2 separate regions of the Mus musculus genome follow, and region 2 is linked to region 1. Evidence: chromatin loops called from intact Hi-C (ENCODE). Cell type or tissue: gastrocnemius. All regions are shown on one strand. Links, peaks and the distances in the headings refer to the core of each region. The heading gives the core; the rest is flanking DNA.

What was found. A loop is a pair of places that touch in the nucleus more often than their neighbours do. Peaks named below come from ENCODE experiments on the same cell type or tissue, not always from the same donor. Only the 100,000 strongest peaks of a DNase experiment are listed, where the experiment ranks them.
Region 2: a loop joins it to region 1, with 2.8 times the contacts of the local background. A loop is called at or near these places in 21 of 42 quality-filtered maps.

The regions. Positions count from the first base shown.
Region 1 is chr19:37,951,691-37,960,031 of GRCm38, reverse strand. It overlaps Myof (myoferlin), which reads left to right. Exons shown (of 54, transcript NM_001302140.1): 21 at 194-318; 22 at 3,483-3,589; 23 at 5,473-5,665; 24 at 6,934-7,089. Among named protein-coding and RNA genes, the nearest start is that of Gm52397, 30 kb to the left of the region's middle. In gastrocnemius, for the core only: a CTCF peak has its summit at 4,485 (motif pointing left); DNase peaks (open chromatin) are centred at 3,788 and 4,472; H3K27ac peaks cover 1,684 bases.
Region 2 is chr19:38,182,906-38,191,244 of GRCm38, reverse strand. Pde6c (phosphodiesterase 6C, cGMP specific, cone, alpha prime) reads right to left here. Exons shown (of 22, transcript NM_033614.2): 22 at 7,290-7,567. The coding sequence ends at 7,506. It overlaps Fra10ac1 (FRA10AC1 homolog (human)), which reads left to right. Exons shown (of 14, transcript NM_001081075.2): 13 at 1,338-1,416; 14 at 2,445-2,768. The coding sequence ends at 2,487. Among named protein-coding and RNA genes, the nearest start is that of Gm52398, 23 kb to the right of the region's middle. In gastrocnemius, for the core only: no CTCF peak of the experiment used is centred there; DNase peaks (open chromatin) are centred at 3,413 and 3,785.

The DNA of each region.
Region 1 (8,341 bases), core at 185-8,184:
GCAGTAGAGAACTGTCCTAGCTTGTATGAGGCTCTGGGTTTAATCTCCAGCTCCCCAAACAGCAAACAAACCTTAGCCAAGACCATTCCCCGGGCCTGTGGATTAATGGGTAGCTCTGTTCACACATCTATGTAACAAATATGCTGTCCTTTTCAAGTGTCCCTGTTCACTGACTCCTGACACTCCTTACCAGGGAACTACTATTACTACTTACCTTGGGCCCACACGAAGCCCGTGGTCACCCTGACTTCCTACTGGGAGGATATTAGTCACCGCCTGGATGCAGTGAACACTCTCCTAGTCATGGCAGAACGGCTGGTGAGTTATCTGTCCAGCATTTCCTTTTCGCAGACAGTAAGGTAAGCACGGGGTAGGTAATATACAAGCTTGGCAACTGTAGCACAAGATCTTAAACACACAATGGTCAACAATAGAGCAATTCAGTAACAACTGAGGAAATGGTCCAGAACTTGTAGAAGTTCACCGGTACTGGTGCCCACTCTTTCCCCATGGCTGTCCTAACCTTTACTAAGGAACTAAGGAGTTACCTCAGTCCATCCCTTAGAGACAACTCACTAGGACATCCACCCTCCAGCCTAAAGGGAGGAAAACACATGAGAAGGTGACAAGAGCCCCTCATTAGGGAAAATTAGGACGTCATACCCAGATTTCTGCTCACTTTCCATTCACCAGAATTCCAGTCCTACAGCCACACCCACCACGAGGAAGTCTAGTCTTACGTTTGTGTGAGCACATGCCAGGAGAAAGGCTTTCTTACTGAGAAAGACGGGAGGATGTAGAAGGCTGGGCAGAGGATTTGCATATAAAGGATGCTTTGTTCCAGTAGCCGGGTGCAACTTGTACAACTTTGCTCTTATTACAGAGATAGTCTCTGCTATGGGAAGAACCAGGGCTGCCAGTCTCTGCTCTTGCTTCAGACTCGGGGAACTCCTCTGAAGCCTGGAGGAGGTTGGGGTGGGGGTCCCTCTGGTTGGGGTGGGGGTCCCTTTGGTAGACCTGCATAAGAGCAGGCATGTGATTGATCGTCTTCTTGACATTGGTAGGCTACAACAGTGAGGAGAAAGGTGCCACATTTGGGACATTTCTACTTAATTTAAGATACTAAGTTACTTCTATAAAAATCCATTCAGCATTAATGTTAATTTAGAGTGTGGGGGAAAAAGGTGTTTGAACATAATCAATCCATCTCATATGTATGGAAATATCACATTAATCTCATTAATATGTGATTAAAATACATTAATAAAATAATTTCAGTTTATATTAATATCATTTTTATAAATGATAGACCAAGATATATAAGAAAATATCTGATGAAAAACTCCATAACAAAAAAATTATTGCTTTTTTATATACAGGCAGCTTTATATCAAAGATATATATATTTCTACCACTTTTCTTTTTCACCAAAATGGTGCATGTGAATGTCCTGGCTGATGCCCTCAAGAATAGCAACAAGGCACGTGCCAGGTCTTTATTAGGTTCCAAAGTCACAGTCTGGCTTCTGTCTGTGGTGAGGGGCATGGTTGCATTGGGGAATTTGAAATCATTGATGACTACAGATCTGGGCAGATCGTCCTGAACCTCACAGGCAGCGAGTGATCATGAGTGTGGGGTGATCAGCCCCAGATTGAACATGCAGCTCAAACCCATCACTTGGTTTCATCGTGCTGACAGCCCCAGGGAGTGCCGCAGACCATGACGAGGCAAACATACTTACAAATAAAAGGCCTCCAGGTGTCGGGGGTGGGAGCACCAATATAGAAGGATAATTGAACTTCAGTGTAATTTCCCATTTCGTAAAGGTGAAATGGAGGGGAATAGATAGACAGTTCTGTGACTAAGAACATTTGCTTCTCTTCCAGAGGACCTGGGTTCTCTTCCTGGAACTCACATGGCAGCTCAAAATCACCTATAGCTCCCATTCCAAGGGATCTGTTGCTCTTTTTTTGGCTTCCAAAAGCACCAGGCATATGTGTGGTGCACAGACATACATGTTGGCAAAACACTCGTGCATATAGAATTAAAAAATGAAAAAAATTAAATTAAAATTTATAGGTTTTAATTTATAAAATTTAAAATTAATATTTGTAAAAATAAAGTTGAAATTGACATGAAATATTTTTTAGATTTATTTATTTTATGTTTATGAATACACTGCCACTCTCTTCAGACACACCAGAAGAGGGCATTGGATCCCATTACAGACGGTTGTGGGCCACCATGTGGTTGCTGGGAATTGATGGACTCAGGACCTCTGGAAGAGTAGTCAGTGCTCTTAACTATCGAGGCATCTCTCCAGCCCAAAATACTATATTTTTTTTATTAGTTTTCATTTTCCTTCCTCAAGGGAGTTGGTGGAGAACTGGCCAAACTTCTAATTATGTTGGGGCCATTCCTCGGGGGGGTTTCTTGCCCTGATTCTCCTTATCATCTCCCTCCACTGACCAAATTGTCTGAGTTCAGGCCTAGTCGTGACAAAGAGAGTGGCTTTCCATGACCAGGACTTTGGCTAGGCCTAGCGGGCACTCCCTTCCCCTCTCTGTTGGCAGATGCTCAACTCGAGCACATCAGCATGTTCTGGGCTTAGCTTGTACTTTCTCAACTCCAGCCCTGAAATAACCGTTTCTCTAAGATGCTGTGGTCCCTTTAATAGGAAGTGACATTTGAAAAACAAGATCTAGAGTGCTCACGCTGCTGCTATATTGTTGCTTATAGGCCTTGCCAACCAAGAAGTTCACGGTCACACTCATTTGCATGTGCATATACATACATACATATATGCATATATTTATTTCTATATCTGTTAAAATGTTGAAGGCCAGAACAGTGCCTCCAATTTTAATCTACCACCAAGGACTTACCTTGGTAGTAAGATTAAAACTCTTGCCTACAGTGAGATTCCAGCTTCTGCCATCCTAACTGTAATGGTTGATTTGTTCAAACTTAAACTCCCTACGTCCACCACTGTGAACAAGTTCACAATGATTCATGTTTGATGCAGTTGGGTTGCCTTTGCCTTGAAACTAAGGACAGATAGTTAAAATGCTGTTTCCAAAGGTTACGTGTGGGTTAGTTCAACTGTCCATCTGAAATATAACTGAGTCCATACTATTTACATATATATCCTTTTGAGGGTTCCCTCACCTATTCCTGATGGTTTCTTCCTGTTTATTTTTGGAGTACATAAAATATTTACATAGTTCCAAAGGTCAAAATACAAGACAAGGCTTTCTCTATTGCTTAAACTTATCAGTGTTGATTGCATTTTGAATAAAAGTAAATAGCACGAGGCTATGGTAAGTATCAGTGAGTGAGAACAAAGCCCTCTGGCTTTCTGTAACGAAATCTTTTTATGTCCCTACCCCTCTACTCACCCTCTACCCTGCCTTGGAAATAACACTTTCTTGGACATAATGGCAGAATTACACAATTATCTCTCCTCTTTCTTGATTCTTCAGCAATCAAACATAGAGGCTGTAAAATCAGGGATCCAGGGTAAAATTCCTGCAAACCAGTTGGCGGAGGTGTGGCTGAAGCTGATAGATGAAGTTATAGAAGACACGAGGTACAGTAATCCTCTTCCTATCTGCACGTCCCCAGCATGCCCTGAATTCTAAGACTGTAGGTGCTTTTCCAATCTTGTCAAGTATTTCTCTGGAAAAAAAAATGCGTTTGAGCATTGTTTTGGGCTCCTTGAAAGTCCCACCCCAGCCCAGGAGAAGTTTCTGAATCACCCGGAAAACCTCCATTCTCTGGTTTGGTGCCAAGTCTAAAGTAGCCCAAGTAGGCCCAGGCTGGACTACCGGAAGCTGGCCCAGCAGCCTGAGGCAAAGGGTGGGAGTGGAAGAGAGGGAAGAGAAATAGCCTGAGCTAACCTTTCTGCAGAAGGACTCCTGACTTCCACAGGGATATAGGAACATGGCTTCCACCACTCAGAACAATGTTCCTAACTCATGTCTTTAGAAATAGCTTGCTGCTGCTGCTGTTGTTGTTGTTAAGTGTTTCAAGCACTCTGCCATCCTTCAGAAACAGTTAACACTAAAAACAGGAGTAACAGATAGTTAGAATGGGCCCTAAGCAAGGATGACGCGCAAATTCATTATACACTAAGAAATAAACAAGAAACAGCAACAATAACAACAACAACAGCAACAACAACAACAACAACACACACACACACACACACACACACACACACACCACGTTAGACAAATCCAGGACACAGACTTAGCCAGAGGACATTTCATAGCTGTGACTTAAGAAGTAACTTTTGGCATTTAGAAATCAAAAGGGAAAGTGACTCATTCCAACCTCATTTTAAATGTTGGCTAATAAAGCCACGAACAGGGAAGGTCGAAAAGAAAAGAGCATGGACTACACCTCTCAAGCTCTGGAAGCAGACATTTCCCCTTCTGGGGTAAGGCCCTTAGTCATCCCGTCCTCTTGCGCCCCCTAGTGGTTTATTCAGGTCATTGACAAACAGCTAAAATCAAGCCCCACTGGCTTTGTGACCACTCAAAGCTGAGAGACTTAGGGATTCCCTAAGGAGTGACCTCTAAATTACAGATAAGAAAGAAGGGAGACCGCAGTGACACTGGGAATTATTTACCCACTTAATGGCCAGCATCTCACTTTCAAAGGGCTCAAGTGTGACTTCGGAGCTCAACAGCACTCCCGTGAATTTTTGCCTTATGTGGCCACCGCAGGATCTTAAACCTTTATACACACGGTGCCACAGAAGTTAATGAAATCAAACAAAAACATACAGCGACAGCTTTCACATGGAAAATGCCTGTGATTTGCCAAAGAAAGCCCAGGCATGAGAACACATGCTGGCTTCAAAGAAGCAAGCTGGCATCTTTCTAAATGTTCTGTCGCAGGAAATTCCATGTTTGAGGAAAACCATGCTAGGATATCCTTCATATAAGGAGCTGGGTGGCATGCAAATAATGTAAATTCTAAGTGGGGACAATGAGTCGAATTTCCTGGTACTGGTGACAGTCTTGCCCTGTGGTTTCACCTACTTCCACAGTGAGAGAGAGAGAGGCACAGCTGACATGTGGCTAATCTGAGTCACTCACTCAGCTGTCCCTGTTTTTCTTGTGGACTCTTAACTTGGCTGAAAATTGTCCTATACAAGTGGTCCTTCTTATCTTCTGGAGCTCTCTGAGAACCGTCTGAGAGGATGACGGTGATGAAGATGACGGTACTGGGGATATTTAAACTTTGGTGCTTTAAAATTTGTGTCTTCTCCGATGCCAACAGAGACATCCTCAACTACAGTTTAAAGCAAGCAGCCCCTGTAGACTCAGGAGATTGCTGTCATTTCAATCTACGTGAAATGGCGTGCAGACATACATTAAACATGTGGGCAAACACAAGTGGACTTAGTTTTGAGACCTAGAATGTCATTCTTAGGTTTGTTTCTCTTCTCTCCTCTTCTTATAGATACACCTTGCCTGTCACAGAAGGAAAAGCCAACGTCACGGTTCTGGATACTCAGATCCGAAAGTTGCGGTCCAGGTTTCTCTCCCAGATACACGAGGCAGCTCTGAGGATGAGATCTGAAGCCACGGATGTGAAATCCACCTTGTTGGAAATCGAGGAGTGGCTTGATAAACTGATGCAGCTTACTGAAGAGGTAGACCATTAAAATACACTGTCATCTGTTTCCAGAAGGATTCTGCAGATGACAAGAAGGGTGGGGCAGGTGGTGGGTGGGTCATCTGGTATATCTGCGACTGGGATTGGATCTGATCAATGATAAAAACCAAGGACTTACTAGGATGAGGAGGCTACTGGAGAGGGTGAAAGTCACCCAAATTTTGAGTTGCGTTCCTGAGGAACCTGCAGGAAAAGCATCATGCTCGCACTGCGGTTGTAGAGCATTTTGTATGATGGAATAGTAGAACACAACACAGAGAATTAAAATGTCACTGTAGTGTGGATTGGGAAAAGCCTGGATTTAAATATTAAACCATGTGTGACCTTGGGCAAGCTCTTCAACTCACGTCAGCCCATTTTCCCTACCAGGAAAATGGAGAAAAACACAGTACTTAGGTCATAGAACTGTTGTGGGAATTTAAAGATGATGTCATAAGGAAGGACAGAAGAGTGTGGGGTATACAGTCGGTGCTGGATAAGTGTAGATGGGATGCCCCACACCTCCATGGCTGAAAGAACAAGAGTAAATGGATGCCTCCTGTCCTTGAGTGTCTAGGGTAGTGTCTTAGCTCCTTCTGTGCTGCTGTAACAGAATGGCACAGGCTGGGGAAGCTATAAAGAACAGAGGTTTCTTTCTAATGGTTCTAGAGGCAGGGAGAGTCGAGATTGAGAGACCTAAATTTGACAAGGACTTGTGTGTGTGTGTGTGTGTGTGTGTGTGTGTGTGTGTGTGTGTGTGTGTGTGTGTGTGTGTGATATCACTGGAGAGGAGTAGAGGATGGGGGGGCCTATTCTCACACAATATGGTAACTAACCCACTCCTGCAATTATGGGGCACAAATCAAGCTTCAGACATCTAACCTTGAGGAGCACACTTAAATACACTCACCGTAGCAGTGGATGGCTGCTTAGAGCTTTCTGGTGAAAGCTTTCTGATGAAAGCTACCAATGGCTTTCTCCAAGTGATGCTTGAGAGGCAGAGGGTATTTCCTAAAATACCTTTCAGATCAGCGTGGGTTACACCTCTTCACTTGCTCCCCCGTGCCTTCCCTTCTGCTCTCCCAGCCACCCACAGCCCATTTCTTAGCTCCATGTAATCACAATATTACTGTAGACGAGTGTCTCCCGACTCTGGGACATGGTCTTCACCACAGCCCCTAGTGTCTAGCCTAGTGCTATTTCTCCGGTCTCTCCACATGTAGACTCATTGAGTTTGCTTTCTTTCCCATCTGACCCATTGCCCAGCCTCAGAACAGCATGCCTGACATCATCATCTGGATGATCCGTGGAGAGAAAAGACTGGCTTATGCACGAATCCCTGCCCACCAAGTCTTGTACTCCACCAGCGGTGGGAACGCCTCTGGAAAATACTGTGGGAAAACCCAAACCATCCTTCTGAAGGTATGCCTTCATTCTGTAATGGGAAAGGAGGGGGTTGCTTTGTAACAGTCTGCCTGTTGTACAGCTAAGACGTGTAAGATCAATAACCTGTTCTCGTCTCTTCCTCTGGGGCTGTAATTTTTATTGTGACATGAGGGTGGTTGGCCGTTCTATATCTAGATACCGTTCTAGATCTCTCTGACATGAATAGTAGCATGACACCATCATTTGCTTTCTGACGTGAACTTTCTACTCTAAATGTTGCATATAAGCAATACATTTCTTCCATTGATGCTAGTGGGTGTTTAGGGAGGAAGGGTGGCATAGCCAGTTGTGGTTTAAGGTTCTCTAGAAGGAACAGATCGACAGAATAAATACACATTTAAGAGGGTATTTATTAAGGTTGGTTTATATGATATGGTCTGGGTGGCTCAACCATGGATGTCTCAAACAGAAAGGGCAAGAAGTTGGGAATTGATTAGTCTGCGAGGCTGGATCCTGAGAACTCTCAGTTTGGCACTGATGGCTTGAAGGATTCCTACAGAGCCACTGGTCTTCAGTTTCCACTGGAAGCTGGAAGCTGAGTCCTATTAGTAGGGAAATAATGCAGCAGTCGCAGCAACAAAGTTGATGAACTTGCCAGCAAAAGTGAAGGCAAGCAGGCAAAAAGAGAAGACCTTTCTTCTGTCTCCTTTATCTGGGCTGCCACCAGCAGGTACTGCTCACATTTAAGACTTCAAATAATACGATCAAGAAAATGCCTCACGGGAATGACTAGCATCTTGACTTTTTAGTTGGTTCAGATCCTGTCAAGTTGACAGCCATTATCAGCCATCACAGAGATTCTCTAATACAGGCAAGTTTTGATAATTGCTACTAGGACCCCATCCTAGAACAGCCCCACCCCCCACCCCCATGAAGAACTTCCCTGGGAATGTCTTGACAGTGGCCTAGGGCCACATCTAAGAACTCAACAGCGCTCCCCTTAGCATGCTCTGGCATCCTATCCTGCCTACCCCATCAGGAGCTCCTTGGATTTCACAATGAAATCATTTTTAAAAAGGGAAAAGGCAGAGCCAAGGCAGTGTACTCTCTAAACAGGGAGCTGCCTGCTGACCTCTAATGTGTTAATGTTGTTCATTAACAGTGTTAAATAGTGTAAATAGAATGGAGTGACCATCATCTTCCAAATGTTCTGCAGGATGAGTCTGACTTAGCACCACAATTCTAGTTGCTGTTAATAGTTTATTAGCAAAGGGTCCTTTGTCAGTTT
Region 2 (8,339 bases), core at 340-8,339, 230 kb before region 1:
CTAACCTTTCTTCTGGAGGAAAACCTGACCCTGTAACTGGGTTAGAGCACATGTGGTGGCCAATGATGCTGCTTTTGGAATTTGATATTTTATTTGGAATAGATAAGCTCCTCAGATAAACATGGGCAGAAATGCACACTGTTCACCAAGAAAAACAGCGTGGTGGACTGTGTGCCCGCCCACTGTGGAGCTCTTGCTAGCATGTTTAAGATCCTGGGTTTAATCACCAGACTGCTCCCCACCCACCCTCACCCCCAATAAAAATAAAAATGGGAAATACAGCCTAAATCCCCACCAATCAGAAATTAACGATTGGTTAATCAAATTCCATATAACAGTTTTTGTTTTGTTTTGTTTTGTTTTGTTTGTTTGTTTAAGGTTTTCACAGGGCTAGATAGATGGCTCTGTGGCTAAAGCACATATTGGCCTTGGAGAGGATCCAAGTTCAGTTCTAGCGCCTTCATTGGGAGATCTGACACCTCAGCCCTCTGCAAACACCTGTACATACATATGCATCATTCAAAACAAAGATAAATCCTAGAAAGAAATCTCATTATAAAAGCTTTGACATATTTATACGTATTGTCAAGGAGAACTGTCTCTGCTATCTCAAATCCTTTATAGTTACAGTTATGCACAGTATAATCTTAATTTAAATATATATATATATATATGAATGATACCTTTTTAAAGACCAACCACACTTAAAAAGTGACTGTATTACCTGTGGCCTGGGGTAACTTTTCCTTAGGACTTTAAACATTTCCAAATTGCTTTTATTTTAGACAGTGGCAGTATGTATTACCTATAAAATCAGTAAAGATAATATATTCCTATTTTTAAAATATAACAAAATAGACCTCACATGAATTATCTAAACTCAACTAAAATTTATTCAATATTGGATAAAGTAGTATCAGGCAGACAAACTATTCCATGATGTAATTACATTAGTAAGTGGCTCATCTCCAGTGAAAACCCTTAGCCTACAGGAACTAATCTTGAGTGTAGGTCCTAATACATATATGTTCTTTACAAAATTCTTCATTTCTGTTGTATGGCCAAGGAAATAATTAAACCAGCTGCTATTTTAGTGTAACATGGGGAAGTTGTTCATTAGATATTACTTGCATTCACTTTTTGATGAGGCTCTGGTGTTTTTCATATTGTTTAATTTTTTAAAATTTATGGTATCTTGAGGAATAAGTTAAATTTTGTGGAATCATAGAAGTTGAAGCTAAAATACTGCTAAATTCATGGTTAATTTAATTGCACTGGTAAACGATTCAGAATGCGTTATGTTAAAACAATGACGACATTTCCTTGTCAATGAGCAGGAAACGCTGAGGAGGAAGACAGTGCTTCAGACTCTGAGCTCTGGAAGGGTCCGCTGCCAGAGACAGATGAGAAGTCCCAGTAAGTGCTCATTCGCAGGTGCTCCATCCTGGCCTCAGCTTAGCATCTGTGGGTACTGCCGTTCTTGATAGCAGTTGATGAAAATATTTAATGCCATGGATGTTGATTTAGTGCCAAAGTCTCCCTATCCTGGTAAGGTGCAAGTTTATTACCAGTCATTGTTTGGGGATGCAAGCAGCCAGTATGTGCAGCGTCAGTTCACTTTAACAGGCAGCCCTCTGTTCTTGCCTGGATTCTTTCCGAGACGGCTGCTCAGTCGCATCTTGGACAGCCTGTCCCATGGTGTTAGGATTCTCGTAACCCATTCCAAGGAGCCCCTTGAAGATTTACACAGGTGTAAGGATGCCTTGCCAGCAGCCATCTCAGCCTCCCACCCACAGGTGACCCAGTGCACTTGTTCTCTGCCGCCCTTGACTCCAGAGCCTGAGCTGCTGGCTACTTGAGGCTGGCTGCAAACACTAACGTTATTTAGCACTGGGTACTTCTCACCGTATTTCACAGGTTATACTGAATGTGGCGTCTCCTCAAAGCTCTGCTTTAGATGAAACCTCTATAAACTATAAATAGGTAGCCACTGTTCCCAGACTAATAAAGCACTGTGGCCTGAACAGATGTCCTCACATTCCTGGGAGTAAGACGTGGTTTGTTTTTTAGACATAGTTTCTGTTTCAGGCATTTCTTAAGCAGGTTGTAATTTGAAGTAGTGAACAGAGAAGGTACAAAGTCAACCAGAAAGGCAAAGAGAAGCAATGGTCTTTCACAAAGTACTTCAAAGAAAACTGAGGGGTTTTAAGAGAGGTGAAGTATTCCAGTTTTAATCATTCTGAGCATAGATAGGATTGTTTAGATACTAAGAATTATTTGAATTATGAAAGCCAACTGGTATAAAGAGTGATAGCTAATATACTAGACGAAAATATTTTAATTAGTTTCATATATCACTTAATTTTTTACTCTATTGATTTTTTTAATTTAATTTTCATTGAGTACTCTTGATTATAATCAATATTTGTACTTTTTTTTAATAGGGAAGAAGAATTTGATGATTATTTTCAGGATTTGTTTCTGTGAACTGGGAGAGAGAATCTTATTCCTTGGTGAGGAGATGTACAGAGACACTCGGTGAGTGTGTCCATGCTGTTGAGTCTGGACAGCCACTGGGATAGATCCTTCAGCAGCACGGGACATTTCAGACATTTCCTCCTTTACTTTCGTGGCTGCTCGGCTGCTTATCTAAAACCTGGTTTTGGCTCTAGCTCTACAGTTTATGGTATACTTGTTTCAAGTGTCATTTGAACATGGAGTGATTGTCATTGAGCTGTAAATAAATTATTTAGTGTCTTATTCTAAAATGTCAGAGTCTTTCCTTTCATTAAATAATTGTTATTAACTTATTCTGGAGTGCTCACCAGGCTTCTGGTGTGCATGAGCTGCTATGCTGAGCACTGCTTTGAAGGAGCTATTTTGAAAGTCATTTTACAATCCTTTCTGAACGATCAGAAAGCAGCAAAATTATTGCCAGTGTACCAGTGTTAAATATTGTGTAAAAGTCTCCTTATTGCCTCAAGGTGTTGTTTCTTTATAGTAGTACTTATTTTGAGTAAAAAGAAATACTTGATTTCTGAGGGAAATTATCTGAAACATCCAACATCAAAGTTGGAGTTTCTATAATAGTGGAATTTCTATAGCTAAGCATTCTTACAATGAAATATGTTGATCATTCAATGGTCATCAGAAAATAAGAGTTCTGCAAAATTAAATGGTAACTGGGAAGAGTACACACCATTTATAATAGAATAATATGTTTTGGATTGACAATACAGTTTATGATACGAAGTTCATGTATGAATTTAGATAATTATATAAAATCCCAGCGATCTAGCACAGTGGCCAGTAATGGGAGTCATTTTAAGGAGTCTTTGCAAGTCTAAGGTAATGTTAGACATCAACTCTATAGCTACTTCATGCTATGACTCCGTTCAGTCAGTGATGGTCGCCAGGCCCTTGGTCAGGAGGCTGTGGGGTTCTACTTTTAGATTACAGAGACTCTGAAGCCAAGTGCTTATTAGAGACCTTCATCAGACACGACAGTTGCCTCAATTCAATTGCTAATGACTAAGGGAGGAGAAGTTACTTGAGCTGATTGATATTTTGGAGTTAAGGAAAAAGATCACATAAATCTAAAGAAATAGTTTCTTATTTGGTATCTGAAATAGCAGTGCCTCCAGGAGAGCCTTAAATGAAGTAATGAGACAAAGCATCACTTCACCAGATGGTAGCTCAGTCGCTTCTCATAGCTGTTTCCCATTATGGAAAACATTGGGAGTGCCATTCATTCATATCGACTGAGAACCTACCCTGTGCCAGGCACTGCTGTAGATGCCAAGATAGAGTTCAGAGCAAACCTGGCAAAAAAAAAAAAAAAAACCCTCATGATCTTTATGTCCTAACATGAGAGACTTGTAAAATCAAAACAGGTGGTACTTACTTCTTGTCTGTTTAAAACTAAATCTTACTTGTTTGTTTGCTTTATAATAATTCATTTTCAAAGGCAGAGCTCTCCGACAATTTAAATTCAATTCTGACATTTACTGGCAGCAAGCCATGATGTCACGATATATTCTCACTTCCACATGCTCACCAGAGTTAACCGAGGCTTCTCTCAGGGAGGAAAGGCTGCTGGTGTGTTATCATATCCATCCTCCCACTTACAAGTAACCTTCAATTTCTTGTGGATGCATTAAATTTTCTGTATTGGTATCAGAGATTTCAAACCCAAGTTCATAGTAATCTCTACTTACCCAAAACTGCCTAAGCCCAGATCTCTGATAAACAGGAATATACAGAGAACATTTCTCGATCAGCCTTGCCACAGAGCTTCAAGACAAAACACTTGATTCTTGATGACTTTGAACACCAGAGTAGGCACATTACCACACTGGCTGTGCACTGCCTCTGAGGTTGGCTGTATTGTCCTGGGCCAGGTTCCTGCAGAGCGTAGAGTGGTATTGATCTGACCACTGAGAGTCAGCATGGGAATCCAGGCCTAATGAAGGCCATGAGGAGGTGGCAGACACAAAGGAAAGGACACAAGCCACATGACTCCACCCACCCAAAATGCATTGCTTAAAACTGAATCTTACCAGGGCTGGAGAGATGACTCAGCAGTTAAGAGCATTGGCTGCTCTTCTAGAAGACTTGGGTTCAATTCACAGCATCCACTTGGTAGTTCACAACTGTCTGTAACTCTAGGTGCTTCTTTGCTGTTTGAGTTTGCAGCAAAATGCTGGGTCCTGTTTCATATCCAGTCTGTTAATCTATGTCTTTTTATTGGGGAATTGAGCCCATTGATGGGAGGGAAATTAAGGAATAGTGATTGTTAGTTCCTGTTATTTTTGTTGTTAGAGGTGGAATTATGTTTGTGTGGCTCTCTTCTTTTGGGTTTGTTGAAAGATTACTTTCTTGCTTTTTATAGGGTGTAGTTTCTCTCCTTGTGTTGAAGTTTTCCATCTATTATCCTTTGCAGGGTTGGATTTGTGGAAAGATATCTGTAAATTTGGTTTTGTCATGGAATATCTTGGTTTCTTCATCAATGGTAATTGAGAGTTTTGCTGGGTATAGTAGCCTGAGCTGGCATTTCTGTTCTCTTAGGGTCTGTATGACATTTGCCCAGGATCTTCTAGCTTTCATAGACTCTGTTGAAAAGTCTGGCGTAATTCTGACAGGCCTGCCTTTATATGTTACTTGACCTTTTGCCTTACTGCTTTTAATATTCTTTCTTTGTTTTGTGCATTTGGTGTTTTGACTATTATGTGATGGGAGGAATTTCTTTTCTGGTCCAATCTATTTGGAGTTCTGTAAGCTTCTTGTATGTTCATGGGCATCTCTTTCTTTAGGTTAGGTTAAGTTTTCGTCTATAATTTTGTTGAAGATATTTACTGGCCCTTTAAGTTGGGAATCTTCACGCTCTTCTATACCTATTATCCATAGGTTTGGTCTTCTCATTGTGTCCTGGATTTCCTGGATGTTTTTGGCCTAGCAGCTTTTTGCATTTTGTATTTTCTTTGACTGTTGTGTCAATATATGGTATCTTCTGCACCTGAGATTCTCTCTTGTATCTGTTGGTGATGCTTGCATCAATGACTCCTGGTCTATTTCCTAGGTTTTCTATTTCAAGGATTGTCTCCCTTTGTGATTTCTTTATTGTTTCTATTTACATTTGTAGAACCTGGATGGTTTTGTTCACTTCCTTCACCTGTTTGGTTGTGTTTTTCTGTAAATCTATAAGGGATTTTTCTGTCTCCTCTTTAAGGGCTTCTACCTGTTTACCTTTGTTCTCCTGTATTTCTTTAAGGGAGTTATTTATGTCCTACTTAAAGTCCTCTATCATCATCATGAGATGTGATTTTAAATCAGAGTCTTGCTTTTCTGTTGTGTTGGGGTATCCAGGGCTCGCTGTGGTGCGAGAACTGGATTCTGAAGGTGCCAAGTAGCCTTGGTTTCTGTTCCTTATGTTCTTGTGCTTGCCTCTTGCCATCTGGTTATCTCTGGTTATCTCAGCTGGTCTTGCTGTCTCTGACTGTGGCTTGTCCTCCTGCAAGACTCCATGTCAGCACTCCTGAGAGACCAGTTCTCTCCCAGTGGGATTTGAGTATGGAGAACTGTGGCACAGGATCATCTCCAGGCGCAGATGTAAACTGGAAAGATCCTGTCCCAGGCTGCTCCTCAGTTCCTGTGTCCTGAGGGCTCTGGACTAGTTCCTCTTGGGCCAGGTATTTGAGCAGAAATGCCCAAAAGTAATATTAACTGGTCTTTCTAGACTTCTTTTGAAAATAAGTTTTTGCTCAATTAAATACTCAATTCTGAATATTTATTAACTGATTTAACTATAAAATTATATAGTAGTGTCTTACCAAAATTCTTTCAATAAGAGTAATAGTGTATGTTAAAAGTATTCTTAGTTGTACATAACAAAGTAATTTATTTTAGAGTTTGAAAGGGAGAAGGCATAGGGAAAAAACAGTTTTTTATAAACTGCTAAAAATACTTTGGCCATTGTTTCATTATTAAAGGAGAAAAATAGAAACGAGAGAGTATGTGGATTTCTTTCAACATCGTTTTTTTTTTTTCTTTGTTTCCCATACTGTATATGCATGGCTCATTCTATCCCGTATCTTCTCTGAACATGCTGATGAATGATTTTTAGTTTAGAAAGTAGAGGTATTGATCACAGGTATGAGTGTTATAGGCTGAGACCCTTCCCCTTACCAATCATATTGTAGACTCCTAATCTTTCGTACAGCATGTTGAACATAAGGTCCTTGGAGAGGTAACTATGGCTGAAATGAAGTCTCAGGAGTGAGCCCTAATCCAATAGAGCTTGTGTCCTTATAAGCAAGGGACACAGAGCTGCCTATGTGACAACCCAGGGTAAATGGCCTTCTAAAGAACAAGCATGCCAGTACACTAGTCTCGAACTTCCAGGTTCCAGCACAGGAGTTATGAGGAAATAAATGGCTGTGGTCTAAGCTGCCTGGCATGTGCTACTTGTCATGGCAGTTTCAGCAAATGAGTAGTTAGTGATCTATTTTATACTAGTCCCCAGGCTGCGAGATGGCGCAGCAGTCACGAGCACTTGCTGTCCTCCTTGGGATCACAGAACCCACGTCAGACTGCTCAGTTACCTGTAACTCAAGTTCCTGGGGACCTGGAGCCGCCTTCTGGCCCTCACCAGCACTGAGACACATGTCACATAGACTCAGACACATACATATAAACCACTCTTAATAAATACACACAATATATAAAACTTGTGACTCATTTCAAAATAGCATTTCTTTTTAAAATTTAAAACAAACTCAGAAAATCCATTGTTTTTTGTCATGTTTTGTTTTTACTAAACTTTATTTAGCTCACAGGGTTTCCAGGTCAGCAATGGATAATCTGTGGGTAGTCACATGGCAGAATCTCTGGGGCTCTTCCTCTTCTGTCACTTCTTGGTCACTGGACAGAACTCAATCAAGGAGGCTCTTTTGGATGTTTTTTTTTCGTGGAAACTAAGATGATACTTGAAATACAGACCAGTTAGATTATAACATTAAGCATGTTTTGGACTTTTTGTCTTCGGCGCTGCCTCCTAAATCTGTGGCAGCTAGTGAAAGACCAGAAAAAAGCATCAGGAGTCAGTGTGATACAGTGCTCGTCTTCTTACATCCCTGTGGTATTTGTATCAGATCTATAATAGGGTTTGACTGTTTAAAACCAATTGTTTATTCACAATTGGCTCACTTAAACATCAAACTCATGGGGCTGGAAAGATGGCCCGGCAGTTTAGAGCACTGGCTCTTGCAGAGGTAGTCCTTTATTCTCGGCACCAACATGATGGCTCACAACCATCTGTAACTCCAGTTCCAAGGGATCTGATACCCTCTTTTGACCTCTACCGGCAACAGAAACACACATGGTGCACATACACATGCGGGCAAGGTACTCCTCATATGCTTAAATTGGAGAAAATTTGAAAAATAAAATTCAAGAGCCAGGTGTAGTGACATATGTCTTTAATCCCAGCCCTTGGGAGGCAGAGGCTGGTGGATCTTGGTGAGTTTGAGGCAATAGTGGATTCCAGGACGGTCAAAGCTACATGAGGTCTTGTCTCAAACAACAACAACAAAACCAACAGGTGTGGATACACCTGTAATCCCAGCATCCCAGAAGGCAGGGCCAGGCAGATCTCTGTGAGTTCTATCTGGCTAGCCAAGGATTCATAGTGAGACTCTGTCTCAAAAACAAAATAAAGGTAAATTTGATTAGCAGTTACCCAGTCACAATCTCAGTGTCTGTCTCCTTGAGATTAAACAAAGCTGGAATCTGAGCCACAGGCACAGAACCTGAAGCCTGCAGAGAGCACAGTGGTCTTAATT